3 separate regions of the Homo sapiens genome follow, and regions 1 and 3 are each linked to region 2. A link is a contact called in ENCODE Hi-C or POLR2A ChIA-PET data. All regions are on one chromosome and are shown on one strand. Each heading gives the region's core, a stretch centred on a gene start or an enhancer-like site at or near the end of the contact. The rest is flanking DNA. Distances are from core to core; before and after follow the strand shown. Region 1 overlaps SMIM15-AS1 (SMIM15 antisense RNA 1). Region 2 overlaps LINC03122 (long intergenic non-protein coding RNA 3122). Region 3 has its middle 180 kb from the start of LINC03123.

Region 1 (3,450 bases), core at 947-3,446, 430 kb before region 2:
GGTGCAGTGGCATGACCATAGCTCACTGCATCCCTGACCTCTTAGGCTCAAGTGATCCTCCCGCCTCAGCCTCCCTAGTAGCTGGGATTACAGACTTGAGCCACCATGTCTGGGTAAAGCCTCCTTCTTGATCCAGTTCTCCACCTCCAAGTTCCTGTAACCCCTATCTCCCTTGTTCTTTGATATTTCAAGTAGAACACTGGTGTTCCACCGGCTCTTGTGTTTCCCTGTACCCTCACCTGTAAAAATAGTTCCTTTGTAAATAAATCCTCCTTAAATGTTCCTAATTTGAGTATTCCACTGTTTTCTGTGGCAATCCTGAGTGATACATCCAAATGTCTAGCATCATTTGGAGCCTCCCTTCTGAACTCCAGTCTTCTCTGTCCAGCAGACTGCAGGACACCATTTCTGAGATGTCTCACAGAAACCTCAAACATCATGTCTAGTATTGAGCTCCTTGCATTCCCTGCAGCCTGGTCTGCCTCCCTTCTTCCCATCTCAGCAAAGGCAACAACATCCTTCCTGTGGCTCAGGAATGTCTCTTGGACTAATCAGTCTTTATCGTTTCTCACACCTCACACGGTCCATCAGCAAATCCTGTCAGAGTTGCTATGGTTTGGAGATGTTTTTCTCTTCCAAACCTCATGTTGAAATTTGATCCCCAGTGTTAGAAGTGTGGCCTAATGGGAGGCGTGTGGGTCATGGGGGTGGATCCCTCCTGAATAGATTAATGCCCTAATAGATTTAATGCCTTGATAGAGACTGATAGACTTCTTACTCCATTACTTCCCACAGAGCTGGTTGCTAAAGAGCCTGGCACCTCCCAGCTCTCTCCTGCCTCCTCTCTCACCCTGTGGTCCCTGCACAGGCTGGCTCCTCTTGGCCTTCTGCCTTGATCGGAAGCAGCCTGAGGCCCCCACCAGATGCAGATGCCCAATCTTGAATTTCCCAGCCATCAGAATCATGAGCCAAATAGACCTTTTTTTCCTTTATAAATTACCCAGCCTCAGGTATTCCTTTATAACAACACAGTGCTTCTTTTCACTGGCCACTTCTCACCACCCCATTGCCACTACACTGGTCCAAGCCAAAATCAGTCTTCTCTGGATGAAATGGGCAAAAGCCTTGAATAAGCTTTCACAGAAGCAGAAACACAAATGACCAATGTTCACAATATGTTTAATCTCATTAATATCAGAACAATTCAAGTTCAAATTTGCAATGTAAATCGCTAGATTTAAAAAATATCATAAGTGTCATAAGACAAAGTGTGAGTGAGGATATGGAACAAATGGAAACCCTAATGCCTGCTGTTGGAAATGCCAATTGTGCCATCATGGAGAAGACAATTTGGTATTAACCCCTAAATATGAACTTCACCATGTGTACCAGGAGACCTGTTTTGGAATGTTTACAGCAGCACTGTTTATCATAATAACAAAATCAAACAACCCTTCTCAAAGAAACACAATTTTGAGAAGCTAGAAAGAACTCAGATGTCCATTGACTGAATGAGTAAATGAACTCATGAATATGAATAAATAAATTATAGTATATTCATACTATATAGTTTGGGGCAGTGAAAATGAACGAAGCACAGCTGCACACTGGCTTTCTCTTCAGTCCTGCTGGCCCGTGTTGCTCACACCATACAGTTCAACTCCACAGTGGATCCAGTAACACCGTCCATCCAGTGCCAGTGTGGGCTTTCAGTGCGGCCCCAGCTCCCTTCCTCTTAAATGCCACCTCTGACTCATCCTGCTTCTGGCTTTATCCACCAAATAGTTACTGGACCTCACCTCCAACGCAGGCGCTGTGTGTGTGTGTGTGTGTGTGTGTGTGTGTGTGTGTGTGTGAGAGAGAGAGAGAGAAAGAGAAAGAGAGGTGATTCTTGAGGAGAGAGAAGATTCCAGAACAGTGTTATGATTCTGTTAGGAAGAGGAAGGAGGGAATAGATGCTGGATATGCCTGCACGCAGCCACTGCCCACTACTGCTGGTTTGTTTCTGTGTCTTCTACCATAGTGCAAACTCCTTAAGGGGAGAAACCATGTCAGTCGTCTCTGCATTCCCCTACCACAGTGCCTGGCACATGCCAAGCATTCAAGAAATATTGAACAGAAGCATAGCATGAGAGAGACCTAACTGGTCAGACCTATGGAAATAGACCTAACTGAAACAGAAACCAGGTCAAGAGCCTCTTGCCAGAACCAACACGCTCCCTGGGAGAGCTGCTATCAAAAGATAAGGAAATGGGTGGATGACAAATTAGGAAGTAGAGGCAGTTTAAGGGCTACTCTGAGTGGCAAAACAAAAGCACGGTGGTCAGGTACAATGATCGCCCCTGGGGAAGGGAGCTAAGTTCGCAAGGCTGTGACCACCGTTGCCTTTTAATGAAATCTTCAGAAGTAACCCCATAGGAAGGTGGTATTTTCCTGATCTTAAAAGAAGCACAGCAGGAGTTTTTGTTCTCCAGCCGCGGAGTCGTGGAACATGGCTTGCCATCCAACTGGAACGGCATTTTTGGCAGCAGTGCCTTTTGGTAGCTTTTCCCAGCTTGCCCTCTGCATAAGCCAGCCACTGCCCAGGCAGGCTGTGGTGGCACCACAATGCAGATGCACCAGGCCCTCTGGGCTCACCCACTTGCCTCTGTGTTTGAAATCAGTCCAGTGTTAATGCATCATACACCCCTGGTGATGACTCATTTACAACCCCTGTGTCTGAGAAGGTGCCGGAGAACTCAGAGAAGAGAAGCTCAAAATTGTCCTGACTTACGGTCAAAACACTAAGATCTGGCCAGTGTGTGCAAGTATTTCAGGACCAGAATCGACCCTCCTCCCCCGCTTCACAGCAGGGTCATCACATGTGGTTACGCATGTGGTTGCACGGAAGCTCTGGCTGCGGTATAGGGGGCACTGAATCCAGATTGCACTCTGCTCACCAAGCTTGCAGGTGGGGTGCTTCCTCCATCTGCCTGGACGATGGGGCTCTTTTCTTCTCCTAGACACTTCTGCTTGCCAAGCCAGGGCTGCATCTGCCTAGAGGGGCCCTCTCATCTAACTGTTACAGAGGCACAGTGTTACCTTCCCATCCTATCCTTAGGACAGACCCAGAAGCCTTGGGCTGATTTGAGCTTGCTTTTTGTCCCAGCAGGAAGTATGCAAGTATGCAAGAACCAGCAGCTTTCTTACTGGCAGTGAGACCATCCGAGATGCTTGTCCTCCTTGATCCTGTTCTCTGCCAACTTCCCATTCCCCTTCCTGCAGATGGGCCGTGATCCTGGCCTATCTTCCCAGCTTTGCTCATGGTTATCTGTGTCTTCCTGGTTGCTGTCTGTCTGCAGAGCATCCTCTGACCCATTGATCACCCTGCTGGTGGGGGCCGTGGCTGCTCAGTCTGCTCTCAACCTGCCCCCTGGCTCCTCGCCAGGCTGATTCCTGGCTCATGGCTTA
Region 2 (3,450 bases), core at 131-2,630:
CTCTACCATGATTTTTTTTTTATTTATGGGCCCTAAGTTTCTAATTAAATACTAATTAATACTATCACCAGAATTGTCTCCCATCCCCAGCTCTTCATAGCTTTGTCACTTTGATTAATGCACAGTCATTTATTAACTTATTTAACAAGCCGGGGTGCCTCATGACAAACTAGATTAAATTATCCTCATAACAGTCTCATTACTGGAAAAAGGGAGTTTTAAACTTAATAAAAATTATCCTCAATAATGTTAAAGCTTTTTCACCATACCCTTAAAAGACAGAAATAGGTTTCTTGTTTGATTTATAATATAAGGAGTTGTATAAAGCATCCATTAATAAAATTTATAAGTTCATTTAAGCTTGCACATTACAGTAGTGCTGTAGCCTTGGGTGCTTATTATTTAACTTTTGCTGTAGTTATGAAGATAATTAATGTGCTGACCAGACAGGGACTAAAATACCCACCAGAACAAGATAATTAGAGACATAAATAATGTTTAGGTTCTTGTGTGCTGCTCTTAAAATTAATTGTTTTGTTTTCCATCCAAACTTGATAAAGAAGAAAATAAGAGTTTACCAAGGAACTGTACGATGAAGGTGAGATGTTTGTTTCGGTGGACTGGCAAATGCTAGCAAGTCTGGCAGTTTTTGGGCTGGAGGAGGGAGCAGATGTGTCAGGGGATTTGGCTCCTTCTGGGAAACTGTTCGACCCTCATTGCTCTCTGTCGCCCTCTGGTGGCCAGGTCCTGGTGACACGCACACCTTGCAGCCAGGCCTGTTTGTCAGTGGTAGGCGGAGGGGTGAGGCAGAAGTGGGAGCTGGAGGAAGTCTCTTCATTTAAGTGCTGGGATAAACTTCTCATCTCAGTCAGATTCCAGGAGAAGGGGGGCCCCAGAGGGAGCTCAGCATATCTATGGCAGCAAATCTTCCTTGCTGACAAAGCAGAATCCAGGAAGCTGTGGCTCACTCAGGCCCTGCCGGTCTCAAAATAAATAGGCACAAACGCTTTAAAACATGCGTGGAGCGCTGACCCTCCATGGGGCTGTGTGCTAAAATAAGTGTTCAGCATGTTCGGAGGGCAGATTCTCTTTTTATTTTCAGTTTCTTGCTAAAATAGCACCCTTGTTAAGGGTCTAGGTGACCCGGTAGGAAGAGCAGGGAAAGGTATCTGCTGACGGAGGGTCTACTGTCTAAATTTCCTTCTGGCCTGGGCCGTCCTGAGTCTTTGGGTGGGGTTGTGGGAAAGGCGCAGTAGCTCCCTGGTCAAACAGGGAGCTGCCACCCTGTGTAGACAACACTTCACCACTGACAAGGCACCTTGGCATGTATCGTGCTGTCTTCACCCCTCCAGAGCCCTGTGAGACCAGAGGGAGGGACTGTTACTATGGTTGCTGAGGGGTCACGTGCTGATTTCAATCCACAAACCGGCCGGCTGGTGACTTCCTTGCCGGGAAGAGCACCTGGCTCCTTTTCTTTCGGTATCTGAAGTCCTTTCTGCTTTTCCGCACCTCACCCCCAGTTCTTCTCTCTCACACCCTCCTTCTCCCGCTCACCTTTTCTTTTTATCCTTGATTCAGAGCAGAGATAACAATAACTCTACTTGTTCTCATACTAAAATAGCTCACTTGTCAAAGCTGCAGGGAGACTGGTGCCGCGGAAATTCTGTGAGCAGAAGAATGGCTGGGAGAATTTTCTCCGAGTTTAGATTAGAGCGCTTCATGGTCAGAGTCCTCTCCCATTCACTCCCATCCCTGGGAGGTAAAAAGACAGCAAACGTCTTCATGATTTATAACTCTTGTTTAGCATTGATTCAGAGCTCCATCTTTGCAAGTCTATTAGTAGAGACCTATTAGTGGAGGTTGGCTTTGGCCAAAAATAGATCAACGTTAGGCCAAATCTTAGCTACCTGATTCATTCAGTTTCCTCCAGGCAACTTCATTTGAATTCAGGGTATTAGGTTCCCAGGCTTGCCCAGGATTCTGCTTGGGCAAGGAGGCCAAATTAAATGAAACAGGGCCTCTAGGAGCCAAGTGAGGGGATGTCCTAGATTAAAATAAAAGCGCAGGAAGAGAAGAGCTCTCGGTCGGTGAAGGAAGGTGAAGGCCCAGGTGATCTTATTCCTGTCTGGGTCCTTCCACTGGAGTTCCCACTGGCTTCATCATGATGGCCTCAGGAGTGGAGGGGCAGAGGGGAATGGTGGCTAGATGGATGCAGGCCACAGATTAGGGATGCATAGTTGGGAAGAACACAGGAGAAGAAGAGAGAGTTTTTCAGTGGTGCTCAAACTTTAATGGGCAAAACTTTGTTTAAATGCAGAGTCCCTTGCTCCAGTTTCAGACTTGCTAATTCTCTTAGTCTGAGATGACACCAGGAATCTGCACTGATAACAGGGCTTTAGTGACTTTGATTCAGGGGTCAGTCCATGACCAGTCATTAAGAAACACTGGACGAGGAAGGGAGAAAGAGAAGATAAAAGAACTGTAGGAAGTGAGGGAATTTTGCCTAAATCATGTTTACCTCCTGAGAAAGTGCCATAGCTGTCTTCTCTCTCTCTCTCTCTCTGTGTGTGTGTGTGTGTGTGTGTGTGTGAGAGAGAGAGAGAGAGAGAGAGAGAGAGAGAGAGAGACAGAGAGAGACAGAGAGAGACAGAGAGAAAGAGATGCCCTCCATGGCCAGAGAGGAAGGTAGGTCAAACACATATCCTTGGCTCTTCCAGCACCTCTCGTTGTGCTTACCCTGGAGGCCCTGCTCAAATCCAGTCTACATTGTGTCCACTGGAGGCTGCTCTTTAAGCTCTGTCACTCTCCTGCTCACCCCTTTGCTCTGACAGCGGCATCCTTCTGTGAGGGGACATCTGAAGGAAATGGGGGTACAGCTGTGCCCTGAGCCAGGGTTGCTGCCAGCATTGAAGAGAAGATTGAAAGAGCCCTATTTCCCACCTCCATACAACCTTCTGGAATAGTCAAGTGCCAAAATGGCCTTAATTAAACTGCCTCAGGCACATTCTGAGGGCCAGTCTATTGCTTGGGCCATTATGGGCAGACAGAGGTGCTGTGAGGGTAAGGTACCCTCACACAGCTTCAGAACTAAAGGCGCCCCAGCTGGGATGTCCTGACCTGTCAGGGCTCTCTCTATTGTTCTCTTCATGCCTTGGTAACCACGTAGGCAGAGCGATGTGGATGCCACATGTGTGCACAGATCAATGCATTCATGGTCACAGGCAAGTGCCAGGCACTGTGCTGGGTGCTGGCAATAGATGAAGATGAAAGACGTTTTCTTGCAAACTAGCTTCACTGTTGCCCCTTGAAGGCTCTCAGTGACATTGCCCTGAGCTGAAAGAGTATATCCAGAGGTTACTGGGACTGAGTGTGTCTTCTAACACCACTTAGACACCTGGCAGAGAACAGGACACTCATGACTAGACTGGCTCAGGGATGGCTTTGTAGGGT
Region 3 (3,368 bases), core at 840-3,339, 260 kb after region 2:
TTTACACCAGTTTAACAGTGGAAATTTCCTTTGTAGAGGCCCAAGTGTAGCTAGAAAACCCTCAGACATCAATCAACTTAGCCCATAACAGGTAGCTTGCTTCTTTTGATAAACATATAGGCAAACAAACAAATATATACATTTTTTGAGACAGAGTTTTGCTCTTGTTGCCCAGGCTGGAGTGCAATGGCATGATCTTGGCTCACCACAACCTCTGCCTCCCGGGTTCAAGAGATTCTCCTGCCTCAGCCTTCCAAGTAGCTGGGATTACAGGCATGTGCCACCACGTCTGGCTAATTTTGTATTTTTAGTAGAGACAGGGCTTCTCCATGTTGGTCAGGCTGGTCTCAAACTCCTGACCTCAGGCATTCTGCCCACCTCGGCCTCCCAAAGTGCTGGGATTACAGGCATGAACCACCATGCCCGGCCTCAAACAACATATTTTAAAAATAGGGAAACAGAACCAATTTTTAAACCAATATAATCACCTTGGTTTCCTATAATAGACTAGAATGGACTGGGTTTATAATAAGATATAAGTGATCACATGAATTCTTTGCAATCATGTAATAGTTCCAATGGTGGAAAAGATATTTATTTTTATGGACATCTCTTTTTCCCCTTTCAAAGATGACAGTGGTAATAATACATTCAGCACTCTGGCTGAGCAAACGGACTCAGGGCTGCCAGCTTTTCAACACTGTGTGTGTATATATGGCTTCTGTTTTCAGGGTAGCAGGTTCAGCTCCTACTTCAAGGACCTTTCCATGTTGACAGTACTTTGTTACCTGAACTACAAGGCACCTTTGCCCCGAGTGAGTAGGTCTGTTCATTTATCTATTGCTGTAATTTCCCAGCAATCAGCAAGTTCCAGCTCCTTCTCTAATGATGACTGTGTTTTTTATTTGCCAGGCAGCAGGCAGTATTTATCAATTTCCCTGGTGCTTGCTTTTAAGTGATCACTGATCTATAATTCCTCTTTAGTTTATCACTCAGGTCTACTTTATAAGATGACTATTTATGAGGCAATATGAATGTTGGCTGGCCTTGGACAGCTACAGCAACAGTTCATTTCAAGTGTCCCATTGTTATAAATACATTTTGCTCTCAACTCAACTCATCACAAAGTGGAAATAAATAGAACAATGAATTTTCTCCATAGCTTTTCAGTTCTGTGAGCTTGTCTTATCTGGGCTTTTACTTCCCTGTCAGCCTGCAAGTAAACTCTCACCTTATAAGACACCAAGAAATCATTACTGGTTCTTTCTGAGATTCCAAACATTAGAATCAAAAACATATGAAATGTCTGGCGGGTATGTATTCAAATACAAGGATTAAATTGCAGTGCTGCAAAAATAAACATTTATAAGATTTTTCAAATACTCTTTGTCTTTTTTCCCCCAAATATAATTTGCATTTGCTAAATTTCTTTTGTGTTTTTTTAAACGTCTTGACATTTGAATCTCATGAGAGTCTATTAGGTGTTCCTTAATAAATTATTCTAAATCTCATTAATTTCTTATCTTCAAGGTGCTTCTTTTAACGAAAGAGCATTGAATTGTAAATCCTTTTCAAGGTATTTCTTAGGAGATACTGCTTTGTGACCTTTATGGCCATTATTTTGGCAGAACTGTTATAAAAATAAACTTAGTTCCGAGAGTGTTTAAACAAGAAGAATGTACTTCGGCTAACTTTCCATCTAAAATCATTCAAAATATACTCCAAGGATAGAGAAGAACCATTTTGTTTAGAAAGTCAATCTTTTTAATTCTGCTTTTTTTTTTTTTTTCTGGGTAGACTAAACAAATAAGTCACCAGAGGCACTGTGCATTTTTTTCTATTCCTTTCTCTTGGGATGAAATATGAAATAATCTACAAAGTAATTTGATCCAGCAATTAAAAACAAGGACATGAATTACACTAACAACTGTCACATAGAAAGAATTAATTCCCTCATAACACTGCTTGATGTTACAGACCCAGGGTGATTACAAACAGATTATAATTGGAAAAGAGCCAAACCAATTCAGGTATCTCCAAAACACAGGCGTAAGCCTCAACTCGCAAATAGAGAACATTTTTTACTACCCACAGGAGTATCTTTTTGCAACTGGTGCTCGGATGTTTACCTAGCGATTACTCAAGGCACCCAGTGATGCAGCCGTCCAAGGTACTGTATGTGGCAATGCCACTGATCCTTGCTGGAAAGCATAACAGCTTCTGGAGGCTGTGTTTCTAGAAATGATGTCCTCTGAGTGCGGACTGCTGGCTGGTTGTGTTTAGTTGTACAGTATGTCATTCTAAATAATGGACATTAGCTGGTGGTTGTGTCATTGGACAAAGGAGGTAGAAGATACTGATGCCTGATGATTATTGGTAGAAATTTCATTTTCTTAATGGCATGCAGGTTTCATGGCCCCTTTCTGATACTTCATCATTTCTGGTTTAAGGCAAGGTAGAAAAGCTCCTTACTGAAGAGAACTGTTGTATTCTGGTACTGTGGGAAGAACTTAATTTGGGGAGTTAGAAAATCTAGGGTGCTCCCCCCACTTATAAAAGGGGTACTAAGTAATTGGGGTTTTCAAGCATAACAAAAGATAAAGAAGAAAACAAAAATCCTTCATAATTAATCTACCTAGGGCAACCACTATTAACATTTTGGCATATATTTTTTTCCCAGTCTTTTTCACATTTTTTGAGGTTGGGATCCTTCTTAAAAAATTTTGTATCTTGTTTTGCTTTATTCTGTTTGTGTAAAATTTGTCAGATGTATTTTAACATTTCATTGAAAATCCTTCTGACATATAATTTATAACAACTGCATAATGGTCTATCTTTTAGTTGCTCCAGAATTTCTTTAAACAGTCTCCTGGTGTTGTTTTCATTTCTAACCACATATTTGTATACAAATCTTTGTCTACATTTTTGCCTTTTTCTTCAGATGATTTTCTAAATGGGGAATTAGGGGTCAAAGGATATGAGCATTTTTTGCAAATTTCTTCCTTTTGAAAGACAATTTTGTTTTCTATGGCAATATAAACTCTGCAAAAACAAACAAACCCTGACATTTAAAGAAGAAAACAAAATCACCACTATTTGTCTCTGCATACACACAATTCCTTCTTTCTTTTCTTCCTTCCATCATTCCTTCCTTTCCTTCTTTCTAAAAAATCAGGGATCATATTATAAAAAATTATTTCATAATTTGCTTTTTCCACCTAGCAACATACTGAAGACACAATGGACATAATATTTTTAGGGCTCTTGATATAGGTCAAATTGATACACAGGAAGGCCACACCAATGCCGACTGTCATCAGTAGGATCTGAAGTATGCATTAACACAGGGCAACCACCATTAACATTTT

Evidence for each region. A loop is a pair of places that touch in the nucleus more often than their neighbours do. ChIA-PET counts read pairs that join two places held with the same protein, here RNA polymerase II (POLR2A). Pooled maps may share reads with other maps.
Region 1: a pooled map shows a loop between it and region 2 (2.9-fold over the local background). The contact joins two enhancer-like sites. A Hi-C loop is called at or near these places in 1 of 168 maps with a recorded cell type or tissue (mesothelial cell of epicardium) and 2 of 50 pooled maps. POLR2A ChIA-PET finds 5 or more read pairs at or near these places in 1 of 52 experiments (PC-9).
Region 3: a loop to region 2 is called in a map of body of pancreas, with 2.6 times the contacts of the local background. The contact joins two enhancer-like sites. A Hi-C loop is called at or near these places in 10 of 168 maps with a recorded cell type or tissue (Caco-2, Calu3, GM12878 and 7 more), 17 of 37 single-sample maps with no recorded cell type and 19 of 50 pooled maps. POLR2A ChIA-PET finds 5 or more read pairs at or near these places in 1 of 52 experiments (activated naive CD4-positive, alpha-beta T cell).

The regions. Positions count from the first base shown.
Region 1 is chr5:61,226,220-61,229,669 of GRCh38, forward strand. All of the region lies in intron 3 of SMIM15-AS1 (SMIM15 antisense RNA 1), which reads left to right. Among named protein-coding and RNA genes, the nearest start is that of LINC02057, 37 kb to the right of the region's middle. RefSeq lists a silencer at 1,489-1,689. Within about 2 kb of position 2,197, at least 2 of the 41 ENCODE cell types and tissues checked have a DNase peak (open chromatin) inside an H3K27ac peak, as active enhancers do.
Region 2 is chr5:61,657,979-61,661,428 of GRCh38, forward strand. All of the region lies in intron 1 of LINC03122 (long intergenic non-protein coding RNA 3122), which reads left to right. Among named protein-coding and RNA genes, the nearest start is that of LINC03122, 22 kb to the left of the region's middle. Within about 2 kb of position 1,381, at least 5 of the 41 ENCODE cell types and tissues checked have a DNase peak (open chromatin) inside an H3K27ac peak, as active enhancers do; they include body of pancreas, where a contact is called at or near this core.
Region 3 is chr5:61,918,047-61,921,414 of GRCh38, forward strand. No RefSeq gene overlaps it. Among named protein-coding and RNA genes, the nearest start is that of LINC03123, 180 kb to the left of the region's middle. Within about 2 kb of position 2,090, at least 2 of the 41 ENCODE cell types and tissues checked have a DNase peak (open chromatin) inside an H3K27ac peak, as active enhancers do; they include body of pancreas, where a contact is called at or near this core.